2 separate regions of the Mus musculus genome follow, and region 1 is linked to region 2. The links are chromatin loops, found by intact Hi-C in ENCODE. Cell type or tissue: left cerebral cortex. All regions are shown on one strand.

The links. Peaks named below come from ENCODE experiments on the same cell type or tissue, not always from the same donor. Only the 100,000 strongest peaks of a DNase experiment are listed, where the experiment ranks them.
Region 1: a loop joins it to region 2, with 2.2 times the contacts of the local background. A loop is called at or near these places in 3 of 42 quality-filtered maps.

Annotation. Positions count from the first base shown.
Region 1 is chr16:93,457,798-93,460,297 of GRCm38, reverse strand. 1700029J03Rik (RIKEN cDNA 1700029J03 gene) reads left to right here and starts at 1,426. Exons shown (of 3, transcript NR_040494.1): 1 at 1,426-1,605. In left cerebral cortex, no CTCF peak of the experiment used is centred here; a DNase peak (open chromatin) is centred at 947.
Region 2 is chr16:93,575,600-93,578,099 of GRCm38, reverse strand. No RefSeq gene overlaps it. Among named protein-coding and RNA genes, the nearest start is that of Setd4, 27 kb to the left of the region's middle. In left cerebral cortex, a CTCF peak has its summit at 1,178 (motif pointing right); a DNase peak (open chromatin) is centred at 1,192.

The DNA of each region.
Region 1 (2,500 bases), 120 kb after region 2:
CAGAGGCACAGTGGCCCTCAGGGGCAGATGTTCCATCCTGGATGCTGACTTAGGGCTTCTGTTCACTCACGGCTGTTTGTAGAGCATCTCATATGTACCGAGCACAGAGACAGATGCTGGCCAGACCTCAGGGTAAGCAAGGCACATCTGACTTGTCATTCTGGGGCTTTTACAGTCCGAAAATGTTAAGAAAGACTGCTATGTGATAACATCGGAGTATAGGTCACAGTACTGGGGACAGTGTGTGTGTGGCTGGAGGGTTCAGAAAGTCTCCTCAGGGTGATGGAGCTTCAGTATGCAGAGACGGTGGAGAGCAGAGAGCTTGTGTGCAGTGGTGGGTAGAAGGCCAGGTTTTTATCTCCAGGTCAGGCAACGTCTTCAACAAGGATGCTAAGTCTCTTCAAGGACCATAGAACAAGATGAATCCCACCAACTGCCTGCCGCTTCTAACTTTTTTTCTAGATAACATCTTTAATCAGAGAGCCACTCCTGCTCTTCAGCTCTTCAGCCAAGCACCTCAGAGGAAGCTGAGCCCATGTGGAGTCCCCAGGGGTGGTCGAGTGATAATGTCACTTGTGCCATATGTACCCCCTTGGCAGAATGACGGATATGCAAACTAATTCCAGCTCATAGAGTGTAAGGGGAGGGCCCGAGGAGCGGCTCACTGGGTGAGAGGCCAGCATGAGAACTTGACTCCTGATCCCTGATATTTGTACAAAAACTCCAGTGTTTTCAGGCCCAGCACTGGGGGCAGAGACGGGCCAATGCAGAGAGTGTGGAACAAACCAGCCTGCTCAAAGCAGCAGATTCTGATTCAGAGAGATGCTGTCTCAGGGCAGCAAGGTAGAGAGGGAAATTACCGAATGCCTCCCCTCCCCCAACACTCACATCCTGTAAGAGGATTTCTGGCGGAGGCAGAGATCTGGATGCTCCTCCCTTCAGGCTGGAGAGGCAGAGAGGAAAACTCACGTTTCTAGAAATGTAGCGTCTGCCACAGTGACAGACATTTCGCTACCACCCACAACAGTGACAGACATCTCGCTACCACCCAGCAGCTGAAGCTCTCCCAAGGGACAGGGTTCTTGCTGGCCTGCTGGCCGCGTGGTACCACTGCCCAACTGTTGTGTTAGAAGGTGGCTTGTATCTGGACAGATCACACCACAGCAGCACAGCTCTATGAGAAGAGATTTACTGGGGAAAGAGGGGGTGAGGAGGAGGAATGAGGGGAACAAAGAAGGGGAGAGGGGTCTGGGGCCCTGCCTTTTATTCAGGCCGGGATGTAACCATGAATATCAGGTGCGCAGGTGAAGTGCGCAGGTGAGGCGCACATTGGGGGGGGGGGGGGGGAATGATGTGTGGCGGTTGCCATGGCAACAGACGCATGAGCGTCCCTGTTGCCTAGGGGTGACCTCATCGCTGGATTCCGAGGCGACCAGTTTCTGATGTCAACACCATTGCTTACCTTTGAGGTCTCTTTAATGTATTGTTATTTTGGCCAGTGGGAATCACTGCTGCTGGCGAAAGCATGGGGCTTCCTGGAGGAGGAGACCTGGTGACCCACAGGCTGTCTGAAATGGTCTGAAAACGAGCAGAAGTTAGGCCGATGTAAGTAGAGTGTTGTAGGCAGAAAGCACAGTCCCCGTCCCCGTGTGGTCGAAGACACAGGACAGTCCTGACTCAGAGGTAGTACGGATCACAAGGAACAGAGGTGGGGGGGGGGGGCACGGGGACGGAACGCCCTTTCTGACTCTCAAGATGGGCTCATCATGTTTGGCTCACGAGGCGCTGAGGTCCTCACTGAACTCAGAGGGAGTTTGAGGGAGTTTGGGCGTCGCTCTAGAGAAGATGGATGACGGTGGAGTGCCGTGTGATGCTGGTGCACAGCCCGCTGCTACCCAGGTAACCACGGTGGCCCTTGAACTCGGTTCCCCTGGACTCTCAGGACTTACTTGGGTGCCGTTCTCTTCTCTCTCAGCTGCCCGTCTAGGCTGAGTGCCGCCCTGAGCCCTGTGTTGGCCTCAGTACTCCATCAGGTCCAGCCCCCGGTCTCCTGCTTCGGTTTGTCTTTGTCCTGTGTTGGGTGTGCTGCTTGGACTCCTTATTCTCTCAGAGCGACCAATTGAGAGGCAAAGAGCAGAATGAGCGAGCGGCTTCCAGCACACTCAGAGTGAACCAGAGGCTGAGGGCACAGCCATTGTCCCTGCCTCCCATGAGGATCTATTTGAGGGGCTGGGCCTCCCTCAATGCCTGGTTTTGATAGGCCAAGAGCCATTGTAAATATATGAAACTGTCACTGGTATAGCCGAGAGGTGGAAAGGGAAGGGCTGGCTAATGGAGAGTCAACTGTGGACATCCAATTCTCCCCTAAAGGCAGGGTTGGGAGGGTGCTGGATGCAACAATGAGGACCTGAATCTAGATTGCCAGAACCAAGGGTAAAAAAACAAAAAAATCAAAAAACAAAACAAAACAAAAAACAAACAACAACAAACGACAACAACA
Region 2 (2,500 bases):
AGCACACTTGACTTCGGGTCAGTGGCGATTTGCCTTGAGAGTGACTTGAAGCAAGTCTTCATGGATTCAGCATATGAGGATCGGGGCTAAATGGGACCTTGGGATTATCTTTTAGAGCCCCCATTTTGTGGTGGAAGCCCCAAGAGTTTGAGAAACACTCTGAGGAGAAGCCACAGGACCAGAATCCATGTCCCTGCCCATTTTGATGGGTTTTCCCCTTCCTGCATCCACCTCTCAGACTGCGTGGTCTAGATGCCCTTCTTCAGGGGTCCCTGAAACCATCTGGAGCCAGGAAACTGGATCAGGGCTGTGGGAGGAGAAAGGGAAGTGGTACCCTACACCCAAGAAAAAAAGAAGACTGTCGGTATGTCTGTCTGTGTCCATCTTTCTCAGCTGTCACAGTATGAAATATTGAGTGCAGCTTCTTTTAGTGATAGAAGCCCAGACATTGAGACACAAGTGACCTGGTTCACATCATATGCTGAGATCAAAACAAGAAGTGTCTAGTGTGTGTTCTTTGTGTGTGTTTGTGATATAATGGGACACACAGAGCCTACCCCGTAATTACTGGGACAGTAAACAATTTCAGTCCACCTCTGGGAGACTCTCAACTACTTTAAGATCAAAAGGTGTTCAGAATGTGGCTGCAGACTCAAGCCAACCCTAAAGGGGAGGGGGAGTGTTCTGACTGCAGAGGTCTCTTTGGAGTCTCTGAAACCGGTTTTGTTATTTTGCCTCCCAGGTCTTGTCTGTACATTGGATCCCCACTGCCATCCCGTAAGATGATGTGCACCCCTGAAGAGGTTCTCACTTGGAGTGTGCCATGGTGTGGGGGCCATTAAAGATCCCAGTGTTCAGCTGTCTGCAGTTTCTCTCTGAGACTCTGGGATACAGGAGCAAGCTGCTACAACTTTCCCAGCTGGAACATTCCTGTTTCAAAGACCTTCAGCTATGAAGGGAGACGAGAGAGTGGTTACTGTTACACAATCTCTTAACTGGTAGCGTTTGGTGCTAAGTAAAGAGGCAGCCAATGCTTTATTTATTGTTTAGTTCAAAATCAGAGTTAAATATAGGTATCCAGTGTACGACAAATAATATACTTGATATTTTCTCAGGAGGCTCCCTTAAACACAGACACAACTTCACGGACTTTGCAGTCTTGAGTCATTACACATTCGTCCACCAGGTGGCGCCAGAGGACTGTTGCACTAAGGATGCCGAGTTGGGCTTTTAAAAGGGCTCCATCAATTCAAGTCACCAAAGGTGTCCCTCCTAGTGCTCCCCATATTAGCAGGAGCCAAATAAGGCAAAACAACTCCCTGTTTTGCTTTTGGGACAAAAAAGTCAGACGGTTACTTTCCTTTTGGGAAGCAGTAACTGTTCAACCAGCGAGCACTGAGCAGATGAAGGGATATGAAGCAGGGACGAGGCTTGGCCAGTGTGTATGAGGGGTGAGTTCAGGGCGGAGGAGGGGCCAACTGTGTTGCGCTACAGATGAGCCCTAAGTAAATGAATAATGTCTTCAGCACTGCAGAGAAAGACCAGGCAGACGCCAACTTCCGTCTTAATTGAGAATTTAGACACTACCCGAAGGACAGGCAAACACAAGAGCTGCCTTTAAGGAGCTGACTGGACCACCCACGCAAAGTCCTCAGGGCCTCAGAGTGCCTCATCTGGTAGATGTTTCTAGAAGGGTGCGTTTTGTGGAGTGCTGGGAAGAATCTTTTTCTGCGGACAGATCGCTCAGCATGAGAGGGGTGCGCTAGATCTGGGGGCAGAGCTTCGAGGCACTCTTGGCTCTTTTGTCCACAGGCAGCTGACAGACTGCAGATCACTGCGGACTGACTTAGTCCTACCACCCACCAACTTGACACTGGTGGTCTCAGGAAAAAAACAAAAAACAAAAACAAAAAAACCAAGCAAACCCCATGGCCGGCCAAGTTTCCTTCTGTAGTGACCTGTTTCTGCATCTGAGATTCAATCAGCCTTGCGTTGAAAATTGTTTTGGTTTGCTTTCTGTTGCTGCGATAGAAACACTATCCAAAAGCAACTTGTACCTCATCCACTGTCAGGTCACTGCCCATCCCAGAGGGACATCAGGGCTGAACTGCTTGCTATTCACAAAGCCTTGCTTCCAAACTGGAAACGCACTGACACCCAAGGACACACAGCAGGACACAGGGAGGCAAGCTGTTTGCTGGCTTATGCTCTGCTAACTTCCCTGTACACACAGAACTACCTGCCTGGGGACAGTACAGCTCACGGTGGCCCGGACCTTTCTACACCAATTAATAACCCTGACAGTCTGCACAGGTCAGTCTGATCTAGGCAGTGCCTCAATCCCTGCTTTCCTCTCAGATGACTGTAAACTGTGTCAAGTCAGCAGTGAATGGTAACTAAGTCAACAGCACACCTATTGGTGCAATGTTTACGTTGGACTAAGCTTTAAATAGTAAAGATTTAAAGCACACATATGTGTGGGCGATTTGCAAATTGTTTG